Regions from separate parts of the Homo sapiens genome. Here all the other regions are linked to region 2. Evidence: chromatin contacts called from ENCODE Hi-C or POLR2A ChIA-PET data. All regions are on one chromosome and are shown on one strand. Each heading gives the region's core, a stretch centred on a gene start or an enhancer-like site at or near the end of the contact. The rest is flanking DNA. Distances are from core to core; before and after follow the strand shown.

The links. A loop is a pair of places that touch in the nucleus more often than their neighbours do. ChIA-PET counts read pairs that join two places held with the same protein, here RNA polymerase II (POLR2A). Pooled maps may share reads with other maps.
Region 1: a map of PC-9 shows a loop between it and region 2 (12-fold over the local background). The contact joins two enhancer-like sites. A Hi-C loop is called at or near these places in 2 of 168 maps with a recorded cell type or tissue (PC-9 and mammary epithelial cell) and 6 of 50 pooled maps. POLR2A ChIA-PET finds 5 or more read pairs at or near these places in 3 of 52 experiments (GM12878, HCT116 and PC-9).
Region 3: a pooled map shows a loop between it and region 2 (2.6-fold over the local background). The contact joins two enhancer-like sites. A Hi-C loop is called at or near these places in 2 of 50 pooled maps. POLR2A ChIA-PET finds 5 or more read pairs at or near these places in 4 of 52 experiments (H1, OCI-LY7, PC-9 and 1 more).

The regions. Positions count from the first base shown.
Region 1 is chr15:90,646,434-90,650,458 of GRCh38, forward strand. The region is part of intron 2 of CRTC3-AS1 (CRTC3 antisense RNA 1); the gene reads right to left. Among named protein-coding and RNA genes, the nearest start is that of LINC01585, 12 kb to the right of the region's middle. RefSeq lists a silencer at 171-354. Within about 2 kb of position 2,103, at least 28 of the 41 ENCODE cell types and tissues checked have a DNase peak (open chromatin) inside an H3K27ac peak, as active enhancers do.
Region 2 is chr15:90,290,971-90,294,765 of GRCh38, forward strand. It overlaps the pseudogene GOLGA2P8 and the pseudogene RN7SL736P. Among named protein-coding and RNA genes, the nearest start is that of NGRN, 27 kb to the left of the region's middle. RefSeq lists enhancers at 2,243-2,402, 2,246-2,746, 2,747-3,247. Within about 2 kb of position 2,546, at least 3 of the 41 ENCODE cell types and tissues checked have a DNase peak (open chromatin) inside an H3K27ac peak, as active enhancers do.
Region 3 is chr15:90,618,158-90,621,924 of GRCh38, forward strand. CRTC3 (CREB regulated transcription coactivator 3) reads left to right here. Exons shown (of 15, transcript NM_022769.5): 9 at 1,584-1,633. It overlaps CRTC3-AS1 (CRTC3 antisense RNA 1), which reads right to left. Exons shown (of 4, transcript NR_120372.1): 4 at 1,852-1,996. Among named protein-coding and RNA genes, the nearest start is that of LINC01585, 40 kb to the right of the region's middle. RefSeq lists an enhancer at 2,649-2,698. Within about 2 kb of position 2,359, at least 5 of the 41 ENCODE cell types and tissues checked have a DNase peak (open chromatin) inside an H3K27ac peak, as active enhancers do.

The DNA of each region.
Region 1 (4,025 bases), core at 853-3,352, 360 kb after region 2:
CAGGGAGCCCTCCAGGATTCCCTACTCTCCTGCCTCTGTCCAAGGCCCTCTGATGTCAGCCGCATCCTGACCCTTTGGCCACTCTCTCCCCTCCGAAATCCTCTCTGGCTCCAGTAAGGCTTTTCTGCATATTCTACCACCCAGGCCATGCCTGTCTCCTATCATCCTCCCCCTCCACCATCATCTTCTTTCCATCGACCTCCCAAACCAACTTCTCCAGCCCTCCAAGCAGACGACCCTCATACTTAGCCCTCTCCCCACCTGCCTATCAGCCAGTGCTCATGCCCACCCCACCCCTTGTTTTCTGGAGATCCGGGTCCACCTGCAATTGACATCCAGCTTCCCCACAGGGCTCCAAACTCTGCAAGCACAGGGGCATGTTTACTTGTATGCCACTTCCCCAGCACCTGGCACACAGTAGGGGCTCGAAAAATCCGCAAATTCTTCCGAACTGTTGACAGCAGCTTCCTTCTCTTGGAGCTCAGCCCCCATCACCGCCATGGAGCTGGAGACCAGGTGTCCTCCAAACACCTCCTCTTCCTCACCTCTCCTCCTCCTGCACACCCCAACTCCTCCACACCCACTCCCCCTCTACAATCCTCCTCCTCCTCAACCCTCCTCCTCACCCCTCCTCCTCCACAATCCTCCTCTTATTCCACACCCCTCCTCCTCCAACCCCTCCTCCAAAGCCCTCCTTCTCCTCCACACCCCTCCAAATTCCACAGCCCTCCTCCACCTCTACACCCACTGCTCCTCCACAATCCTCCTCCACACCCCTCCTCCTCCACAATCCTCCTCCACACCCCTCCTCCTCAATCCTCCTCCACACCCCTCCTCCTCAATCCTCCTCCACACCCCTCCTCCTCCACAATCCTCCTCCACACCCCTCCTCCTCCACAATCCTCCTCCACACCCCTCCTCCTCAATCCTCCTCCACACCCCTCCTCCTCCACAATCCTCCTCCACACCCCTCCCCCTCACCCCTTCTCCTCCACCACACCCCTCCTCCTCCACACCCCTCCTCCGCCTCACACCTCCCTCACCCCTCCTCCTCCACACCCCTCCTCATCCTCCACACCCCTCCTCCGCCTCACCCCCCTCCTCCTCACCCCTTCTCCTCTCCACATCCCTCCTCCTCAACCCTCCTGCTCCACATCCCTCCCCCTTCACACCCCTCCCCCTCCCCCTTCACACCCCTCCTCATCCTCCACACCCCTCCTCCTCACCCCTCCTCCTCCTCACCCCTCCTCCTCCACACCCCTCCTTCTCCTCACCCCTCCTCCTGTGCCATCTTTTCAAACACAGGATACTTTAATCTTGAAAAGTACTGAATTTGTATACTTGTTTTGAAATACTAAATTTTCGATCTGGAAGGAATGATTTTAGATCTTATTTTGGGCCAGGCACAGTGGCTCATGACTGTAATCCCAGCACTTTGGGAGGCTGAAGCCGGAGGATCACCTGAGGTCAGGAGTTCGAGACCAGCCTAGACAACATGGTGAAACCCCATCTCTACCAAAAATACAAAAATTATCCGGGTGGGCGTCTGTCATTCCAGCTACTGGGGAGGCTGAGGCAGGAGAATTGCTTGAACCCAGCAGGCAGAGGTTGCAGTGAGCAGAGATCACACCACTGCACTCCAACCTGGGTGACAGAGCGAGACTCTGTCTCAAAAAAAATTAAAAATAAAAATAAAAAAAGATCTTTTTGGTCCATTTTACCTAATAAAGCTGTATGGTAGGCAGGTATGGAAATTGGGGTTTACAATAAACCAGCTATATGCTGCTATGTCCTCATGTGGACACTAGGTGGAGCTGCAACTATAAGAGTGGCTCTTAGGACCCAGAACAGGACAGAGAGCCCCGGACCCCCTCAACTTTAGCCCTTGAACTGGGCTGGCAGTGGTGTTGGCTAGAATTGAATTGTATGATATGGAGTAATAAGTATCCTTAGTGACCACCCAGACTACCAGACACTGCACCGTCAGAAGCATTCAAACCAGAGTGACTCCATCTTGAACAGGGGCTGTGGGTAAAATGAGGCTGAGACCTGCTGGGCTGCATTCCCCGGAGGTTAGGCATTCAAAGTCACAGGAGGAGACAGGAGATAGGCACAAGATACAGATCACAAAGATCACACTGATAAAACAGGATGCAATAAAGAAACTGCCAGAACCCGCCAAAACCAAGATGATGACGAAAGTGACCTCTGGTTGTCCTCACTGTTCATTATTCACTAACTATAATACATTAGTTGCTAAAAGACACTCCCAGCAGCGCGTGACAGTTCACAAGTGCCATGGCAACGTACGGAAATTACCCTATATGGTCGAAAAGGAAGAGGAACCCTCAGTTCCAGGAAATTCCCACCCCATTCCTGGAAAACTCATAAATAATCCACTCCTTATTTACCGTATGATCAAGAAATAACCATAAGTCTACTGAGTCGAGCAGCCCGTGCTGCTGGGGTAGCCCCTTTTTTATTCATTTACTTTCTTAATAAACTTGCTATCACTTTGTCAGCTTACTTTTGAATTCCTGCATGAAGCCAGGAATCCATGTGGCCTCCCAGGCTGAACCCTGTGACAGCACCACACACATCCCTCACATCAACCTGAAAACGAGGCAGGGCATGGAGGACTTCTTTTTTTTTTTTTTTTTTTTTTCCGAGACAGAGTCTCGTTCCGTCGCCCAGGCTGGAGTGCAGTGGTGTGATCTTCGCTCACTGCAACCTCCGCCTCCCGCGTTCAAGTGATTCTCCTGCCTCAGCCTCCCGAGTAGCTGGGATTACAGGCATGTGCCAGCACACCTGGCTGATTTTTGTATTTTTCGTAGAGATAGCGTTTCACCATGTTGGCCAGGCTGGTCTCAAACTCTTGACCTCGGGTGATCCACCTGCCTCGGCCTCCCAAAGTGCCGGGATTACAGGCGTGAACCACTGCCCCTAGCCAAGGATGACTTCTTGAGTTTACAGAAGAGGAAACAGGCCCATAGAGGCTCTGTCACCCAACTAAACAGTGAAGGCACAAAGCCTGGACCCAGTGGGCCTCACATCAAGGCCTCCTGACCTCACCAGCCCAGAACCCAGGGCTCCAAAGTGCATCCTTCAGGATCTGCTCACAAGTTTCCCTCCCCTGTGCACCCCCGGCCCCCGACTACGCCCATCACCAGGGTGAGGGGTGCGGAAATGAATCGCACCCTTCACCCTGCAGAGGTGGGCTCTGAGCAGCCCCTCTGGGAAGGGTCCCCACGGATCCCAGTGAGATAGAAGCCTGGCAAAGGAACACGTGTTTTTTTTTTCTCTCTCTCTTTTCCAGACATGTATTTTAATTTTTTAAAAAAGCTTTGCTCTGATAAAAATAGTGCATGCTCATTATAAGAAATTCAAGTAACACCGAAGAGTACCAAAAACAAAAATTTCAAGTGGTCCGGAAATCCAGCACCCCAGAAATAATCATGGCTGACACCCAGGAAACATGGATGGAGACATCTCTCTACGCACATATTCAAAGGAGTTTTTTTAACCAAAATGGGCTCATACAATACATACTCTTTTTAGAAAAAGTGCCATACTTAAATTTAACAGAACAAAAGGCAACTTAAATGTAACTAAAGAAATTACCAAGCTGCAAATAATGACGCTGCTTCTTCTGGTTCTAAATTATTTCTCTAAAGGAAAGAAAAATATTAAGCAGCTGGATTCATTCTTTCAGCATGTTTCAACTATAGATGGCATCTCTTGACAACCTACGATTTAGGATAAGGAAATGAGCTCACCACCACTTCCTAGCTCCTTCCCCCTCCCAAATTTTGTGAGTTCGTGTTTTTACATTGTCAAGGTTTATACTACTTACATCCTGTCCTGTAACCATCGTTCCCACCATTGTTTGGCCTGTTGTGTGTGTATGGATTCCCTGTTCCACCGCCTGTCCTTCTAGAATGGGTTTTTCCATTCTTGGGTTATTTTCCTTCACCTCATGGCTACCTTGACTTTGTCATCAAGGAGTCTTTTCAAGGTCTGAGTTG
Region 2 (3,795 bases), core at 1,296-3,795:
TTTTGAGATGGAGTCTTGCTCTGTCACCCAGGCTGGAATGCAGTGGCGTGAGCTTGGCTCACTGCAACCTCCGTCTCCTGGGTTCAAGTGATTCTCCCGCCTCAGCCTCCCAAATGGCTGGGATTACAGGCACCCACCACCATGCCTGGCTAGCTTTTGTATTTTTAGTAGAGACGGGGTTTCTTCATGTTGGCCAGGCTGTTCTCGAACTCCTGACCTCAGGTGATCCACCTGCCTTGGCCTCCCGAAGTGCTGGGATTACAGGCGTAAGCCACCGCACCCAGCCCAAAAGCTTTGTGTTTTTCAAGATATTTGACATGTTTCTTGTTTTAAAAAAAAAATCTTAATAATGTAGGAGAATAAAAGAAACGTTTTTCCAAAAAAAGAGAAATCATTGTGATTATTTTATCTTATTGGAATGTTGGATACTATAGCCTGCTTCATTAATCATCAAGCATGCTATGGATTTTCCATTTTTATAGGATCTGTATCTCAGTTAAGGTAATACTGGTAATTATTGTACTCCATTTGAAGATGAAAAATATAGGCCAAAATTATAGACCTTGCATAGAAGCTGGATAATGGAGACAGCTCTGGAGGAACACGTAGATACACACACACAGACACACATATATATAAAGAATACACACATACATTTTTTAAAGTTTATTTTTTACAGTTTTAAAGGTTTTAAAGCAAAAGCCGGCCCCTCCCCTCTGAGTGGGCGGCCCCTCCCTCTCTCTGAGTGGTCGGGTACAGCGGTTGCATGGGCAGCTTTCCTTGTGAACCACAGGTCCTTCTGGACACGGTGCTACCTGGCCACGCCTCCTTTCCCTTTCATATTTCTCATTGACCAATGGGCTTGGAGCATTAAGGCCACGCCCCTATTCTGCATTCTAGTGGGGCCCCGGTTATGCCTCTTCTGGCTCAGTTGCACAGCTGCCTGGTAGGTGACTGGAGGCATTCATCAGTGCTCACTGGGATTTCACTGATGTGGCCCAACCCCGCCTCCCTCCACACCCCATGATGTCAGAAAAAACACGACAGGGCAAATGGGCCGCAGCCAGGAAAAAGGTAAAACGCACCAGGTCATGGCCCCCAACCCAGCCACAGATCCCCTCCGACAACAAGACCGTTGCCGGAGTCCATACCACCCCTGAGGCACACTGGACTGGGCCCCCCAACCCCAGCCCTCCTCCCTAGCCCGCCAGGCCTTTGTTTCCCCACCTGTAAAATGGGGCAGTGTAGCCCTCACATGAAATGGTACTTCTAAGGCACCTGTGAGCCGGAGCCCTGCTCTGATGGCTGTGGGAGAGAGGGGATGATTTTTCTAACCTCCCTCCACCCTTCCCAGTGCTATGGGAGGCAGACACCAAGTTCTGGGGTCTCCAGTTGCAGCGGGTGGCTGCTGATTGCTTCTCTCTGTCCAGAACGAGAACAAGAGCGCACTGCAGTTGGAGCAGCAAGTAAAGGAGCTGCAGGAGAAGCTGGGCTAGCTGAAGGGGACGGTAACCTCCGACCCGTCCAAGAAGGTCTGGGAGGCGGGCACCAGCCTCTGGGGAGGGGAGGTGCCAGGCCAGAGGCAGCTGCAGCCTGGGGGCAGGTGACCCCAGCACCCTCCAGGGCAGTCCTATGACTGTTTCTTGCTTCCTGCCCTCTGACTTTTAGAGGTGGGTAGCCCTGGCTCCTCCCAGGTCTGGACATCATCATCCCAGCTAGAGGCATGGAGCCCTCCAATCACAGAGGAAGAGACAGTGGCATAAGAGGCTCCTTATACCAGGTGCAGTGGCTCACACTTGTAATCCCAGCATTTTGGGAGGCTGAGGCAGGAGAATCACTTGAGATCAGGAGTTTGAGACCAGCCTGGCCAAAATGGCAAAACCTTATCTCTACAAAATTACAAAAAAAAAAAAAAAAAAAAATTAGCCGGGCATGGTGGTGCATGCCTGTAATCCCAGCTACTCAGGAGGCTGAGACATGAGAATCACTTGAGCCCAGGAGGTGGAGGTTGCAGTGAGCTGAGATCGCACCACTGCACTCCAGCCTGGGACACAGAGTGACACTGTCCCAAAACAAAATATGAAAAAAACCAAAACGACTCCTTAGATTCAAACTGGATTCCGGCCTCGGTTCCACTGGTCATCATTCAACTACTTTCCATCTCTAAGTCTCTGTTTCTTTAACTTCAAAAGGAAGTGAGCTTTTTCTTCGCAGAGGTGCCGAGGGTTAAATGAGATAATACGTGGAAACATTAGGCATGTAGCACACTTAGCAGATGGTGGTTGGCTCCCTCTGCTTTTCCACCAGTCTGTGGCCTACAGTTTAAATGGCTGGAAGAAGAACGTGAGATTTGAGGCTGGGGAAGGAGGCATGGGGTTCTAGGCAAGGGAGGCAGTCTCTTAGGCCTGGAGCAAGGGGCCAGGGGCCTGGGCAGGCCACAGAGCCCCACAGTGCCCTCACTACCCTATTAATGGGCCAGGAATCTGGAAGCCAGCCACCAGCTGCCCTCATGCCCAGGGACTTCCAGCAGGTGGAGCTGAAGAGCCAAGAGGCTCAGAGTCTGCAGCAGCAGCGAGGCCAGTACCTGGGTCACCTGAAGCAGTACGTGGCCACTTATCAGCAGCAGGTGGCAGCCTATCAGCAGCTGACCTCTGAGAAGGAGGCGCTGCACAGGCAGTTACTGCTGCAGACCCGGCTCATTGGACCAGCTGCAGCAGCAGGAAGCTCAGGGCAAAGCAGTGGCTAAGATGGCCCGCCAAAAGTTGCAGGAGACCCAGGGGAGGGAGTTGCTGAGGACGGGGCCCCAAGAGGGACAACCTGGCAACCTCTGTGCCTTCTCACCCTCTTTCCTGGCATCTCAGGAGCACCTGGAAGCTACCAGCCAGCAGAACCAGCAACTACAGGCCCAGTTGAGCCTCATGGCTCTCCCTGGGGAAGGTACGGGACACCACTCAGAGGAAGAGGAGAGAGCCCCAGGAGGAAAGGGGGACTGTTAGCACTGTAGGATTGAGGAGATGGAAGAGACCTTTAAGACAGCTGGCCATTATGCTGACTGGGTGTCTGCACTAAGTTTGGCATCAATATGGTGACCTCCTGGGAGCGGGGGACCACCAGGTTGCCTAAGGATGGGAGAACTGGCCCAGGTCAGAAATGGAGCAGGTCAGAATTCCTGCACCAATCGGTAGTGGGACTGTGCCTGGGCAATATAGCAAGATCTTGGTTCTTAAAAGTAAAAATAAAGAACAGCTCATTCCCCTCTGGGGAGGGGCTGGCTCAAGGTTACACAGTGAGTGTGGGGGCAGAGGTGAGCCCACAGTACCTCCCTTGTTGGGTTGTCTGAGGACCCCTCTGGCCACCCCCCCACAGGAGATGGAGGAGGAGGCGCCTCAGCCCATGCCGAACATCCCAGGGGACCTGGAGAGCCGGGAGACGGTGGTGAGCCTGACTTGCCCTGCCCCCACTTTGCCACCTTCCTCTGTGGTCCCTCCCAGACCCCCTTATGTTCTTGGTTTCCCCGCTTTCTGATTTCTGTGGACTTTCACTCCTTCCGGGAGCCAGTGATCAGACACCATTTCACCTGTGACCAACAGGTGCACTCTCTGAGGCCCCAAGGGAAGGGGCTGCGCTCCACCTCCCTGCCCCAGTTGTTCTGTGTATGCCCCTACAAGAACACTCACCTCTTGCCTTCAGGTGGCATTTTTCAACTCCGCTGGAACCAGTGCCCAGGAGGAGCAAAGGATGTGCTGCCAGCCCCTGGCTCACCCAGTGGCCTCGTCCCAGAAGAAGCCAGAAGCA
Region 3 (3,767 bases), core at 1,109-3,608, 330 kb after region 2:
AGCACATTGATCTCTTGGCTTACTAATTTTCATATGAATTGACTTATTTAAAAAAAAAAAAAAAACCCTGCTAAGTCCTCCATATCTTATTTGTTTTGCTAAAAGCTCTGAAACCTGGTTGTAAGTCATAGGCAGATTTTTCTGTTTTTTTAGCCAGCACTTTATACCAGTCTCCAGCTTCTGTCCAGAATTACTGGTATACCAGATAGCTCTTTTTAACTCAAGGGCATTTGACCTGAGTCCTCCAAGAGTCAGTAGACAAGTCATCTGTTTTACTATGATTTCCATGCGCCTTTGAGAATTTGTATCTAAAATTGTGCTAGCTGACCTCCACCTCGGCTCTCTAAACCTCACCCACTGTGGAAGAAAGGGGAGGTCCCACGGTACTTGCCTTGGCCTTTCTTCCCAGAGGGAAGCTGTGTTGACTTTGAAAGAAAACAGTTAATCTGTTCCAGCCCTTAAGGATGCTCTATTGCAATTGTTTGTATTGCCTGTGTACTTAACTATCCCCACCTGTTTAGGATCCCTTTGGCCCAGTTCCATTTTCTTCTGCCAAGTCTACCAGAGTCACCATTAGCATTAGTTGTCTTAAAAGGCTTTTTGTAAAAGCAAGATGTATTTGATGTTTAATCATTTGGGAAGTAAAAAAGAGATATGATTTAAAATTTACATATTTAAACACAGGAGAAGCAACCACACTGTCTTTTGGCTGTGAGAGGCACATGTGGTTGTGGAGGCTTTTATCAGAGGATAACTATGTCTTCTCCACCAAAGAGGGCAGTGGTGTGCCCTCCTCCCTGAGTACCAGGGACTGGTCTCTGGAAAGAGATGTTCATCTCCCTTGGTTCTTGTGGATTTGTAATACTCATTCCTGTCCGTCTGGAGCTTATATTCTAGTTGAAATAGCTTAGTTTCTTCTGACATTCATTTCTTTTTTCACCCTGCTTTTTTCTTTTATTTATTTCATTTCCTCTCAAGCCAATTGGAAAAGAAATGTTTATTTAAAAGCTCTATGTCGTCCAGACCCAGTGGCTCATGCCTGTAATCCCAGCACTTTGGGAGGCCGAGGCGGGTGGATCACCTGAGGTCGGGAGTTTGAGACCAGCCTGGCCAACATGGTGAAACCCCGTCTCTACTAAAAATACAAAAATTAGCCGAGTGTGGTGGTGCATGCCTGTGATCCCAGCTACTCGGGAGGCTGAGGCAGGAGAATCGCTTGAACCCAGGAAGCGGAGGTTGCTGTGAGCTGAGATGTGCCACTGCCACTCCAGCCTGGATGACAAGAGTGAAACTCCGTAAAAAGCTCTATGTGTAAAACATTGGTCTTTTAATGTTAATCCAGAAGGTAAATTGATAAGGCATCAAATTAGGAAAATGTATTAATATTATGCCTCCCTTAGGCCTGGAAGTTTGAGTTTAAAAAAGTCATGCCAAAACCTAAAAGGCTGCTGTGTGAGGACTCTGTCGACACGCAAGCTCTCACTTGCGCCCACTAGAGCCTCAAGGTCCTTACGAAGACACTTTTCAAAAACTTGAATTTGGCTTTACAGCGAGTAAGCCCAGCTTTCATTGTCTCTTCTCAGATTCAGTCCCTGTCAGGACGCCCTCGATCCTGTGATGTTGGAGGTGGCAAGTAAGTAATATTCTTTCTGTTCGTGTTTCAGGGACTATCCTGAAGGTTTTTCCCAAAAGTCTCGCTGCTTTGTTACAGAACTCTCAGAAACGTAACTTGCTATGCATAAATTGAAAGTCAACTGCATTTTCATAAAAACAGCCACTCTCTTTTGATACTCATATTTCATCTGTTTAAACTAATTAAATTACATGACTATAATAACAAACAAAACTTACATAAGTATGTTTGAGAATCACACAACTGACTCTTGGTAAATACACAACTCTCCGGGTAGAAGCAGTGTCAGAAGCAGAAACGTGCAGGAATCGAGAGGAGCCTACCAGCCCCGAGCTGTGGCAGGCTGTGGGCATCGGTGACATCCTGGCCAGGGGAAAAGGGAAGCATCAGTTCACCTGGCAGCTTAATGGCACAGAAGTTAATTAAGAGAGTTTCTGTGAATGTACTTAATGTCACTGAACTGTACACACAGAAATGGTTAAAATGGTAAATTTTATGGTATATTTATTTTACAACAATTTAAAAACATAAATGGAAGATAAATATATTTTCCATTTGCAATACAAAAAAGTTTCTATGAAACCATTAATTTGTTAGTGGATTTAATAGTATGCAACTTCACTCCCTAAAAGGTTTGAGACAACTTACAAAAATATAGTACAAGCAAATGAAAAAGGAAGTTCATGAGGAAGTTGAGTCTAAGAGAGAACGAGGAGATGAGAGAGATAATGAGGCCCTTGCCTTAACAGAAACTGCCTTGGGAGGGCCGGCTGGTGTGCTGCGTGGGACGGTACAGACAGCTGCTGGGGAGGTTCACAGAGAGGACCCCTTGGAACTCGATGGGCTGTGTCCTGAGAGAGCCCCAAGGAGGCTTCCTGGGGCTGTTTATCATAGTGTCCGTGAGAGCAGTCCCACCACTTGGAACTGAAGCCAATTCAGAAACAGCAAGGCTGCAGGGCCAAAATAATGTGGTTTGGAAATGGGATTCTTGCATGATCTGACTTAGTACATACAATCACCAGTGGGTCAGTGGGTGAACTAAATCCACTTCAAGCAGTCATTGAATGTGATTTCCCCCAACAGAGCTTCCTGTGAGTATCTCACAGCAGCGCAGTCAAGGCACTCTCTACTGAGTACCTGGAGCTCAGACATTCTTTCTGGCAGGTTAAACGTAAACTCAGGTGATTTGCTGAGCTGCGCCACGGGTTGATGTTTGCTTCAGAAAGTGGGCAAGCCTGCCAGGACGCATGCCCAACAAAAGACAGGCCGCCGAGAGGTGCAGGACATTCCCATGGAAGGGGCAAGCTTTTCCTCAAGGGAGTCTCCCTCAACCTAGTCTGGTTCAGGGGCTTCCTGGTAAAATGGAAATTTGGAAACAAAAACAAAAACAAAAACAAACATTTTCCTCAAGAATCAATTTTGGCTTAACCATCAGATAACCTTCAGGCTCTGAAAGCCTAACATTATAGAATTGGGCTGCAGTACTTTAGCCCTCAAGAGGTTTTTGTTGTTGTTGTTTAGTTAGTTTGTTTGTATTTATTTATTTATTTGAGATGGAGTATCGCTCTGTCGCTCAGGCTGGAGTGCAGTGGCATGCTCTTGGCTCACAGCAACCTCTGCCTCCCAGGTTCAAGCGATTCTCCTACCTCAGCCTCCCAAGTAGCTGGAATTACAGACGTGCACCACCATACCTGGCTAATTTTTTTATTTATAGAAAAGATAGGGTTTCACCATATTGGCCAGGCTGGTCTTGAACTCCTGACCTCAGGTGATCCACCCACTTTGGCCTCCCAAAGTGCTAGGATTACAGGCATGAGCCACCATGCCCAGCCTGTTTTGTTTTTAAAGATAGATAGGGCCTTGCTATGTTGGCCAGGTTGGTCTTGAACTCCTAGTCTCAAGTGATCCTCCCAAAGCACTGGGATTACAGGTGTGAGCCACCATGCCTGGCCAACCTGGAGAGTTTTAAAGCAGGTGTTTCTTAGGTAGAGAAAGTTGCTTTCTTGCTCTTACTTTACAGATAGAATTCCATTCAGTGACTTCTAGTCATGCAGATATTTATTGACCCCCTAATTCTTGGCACTGGGTTAAACAATGAACAAAACAGATCAAGTTCCTGCTTTCGAGGAGCTAA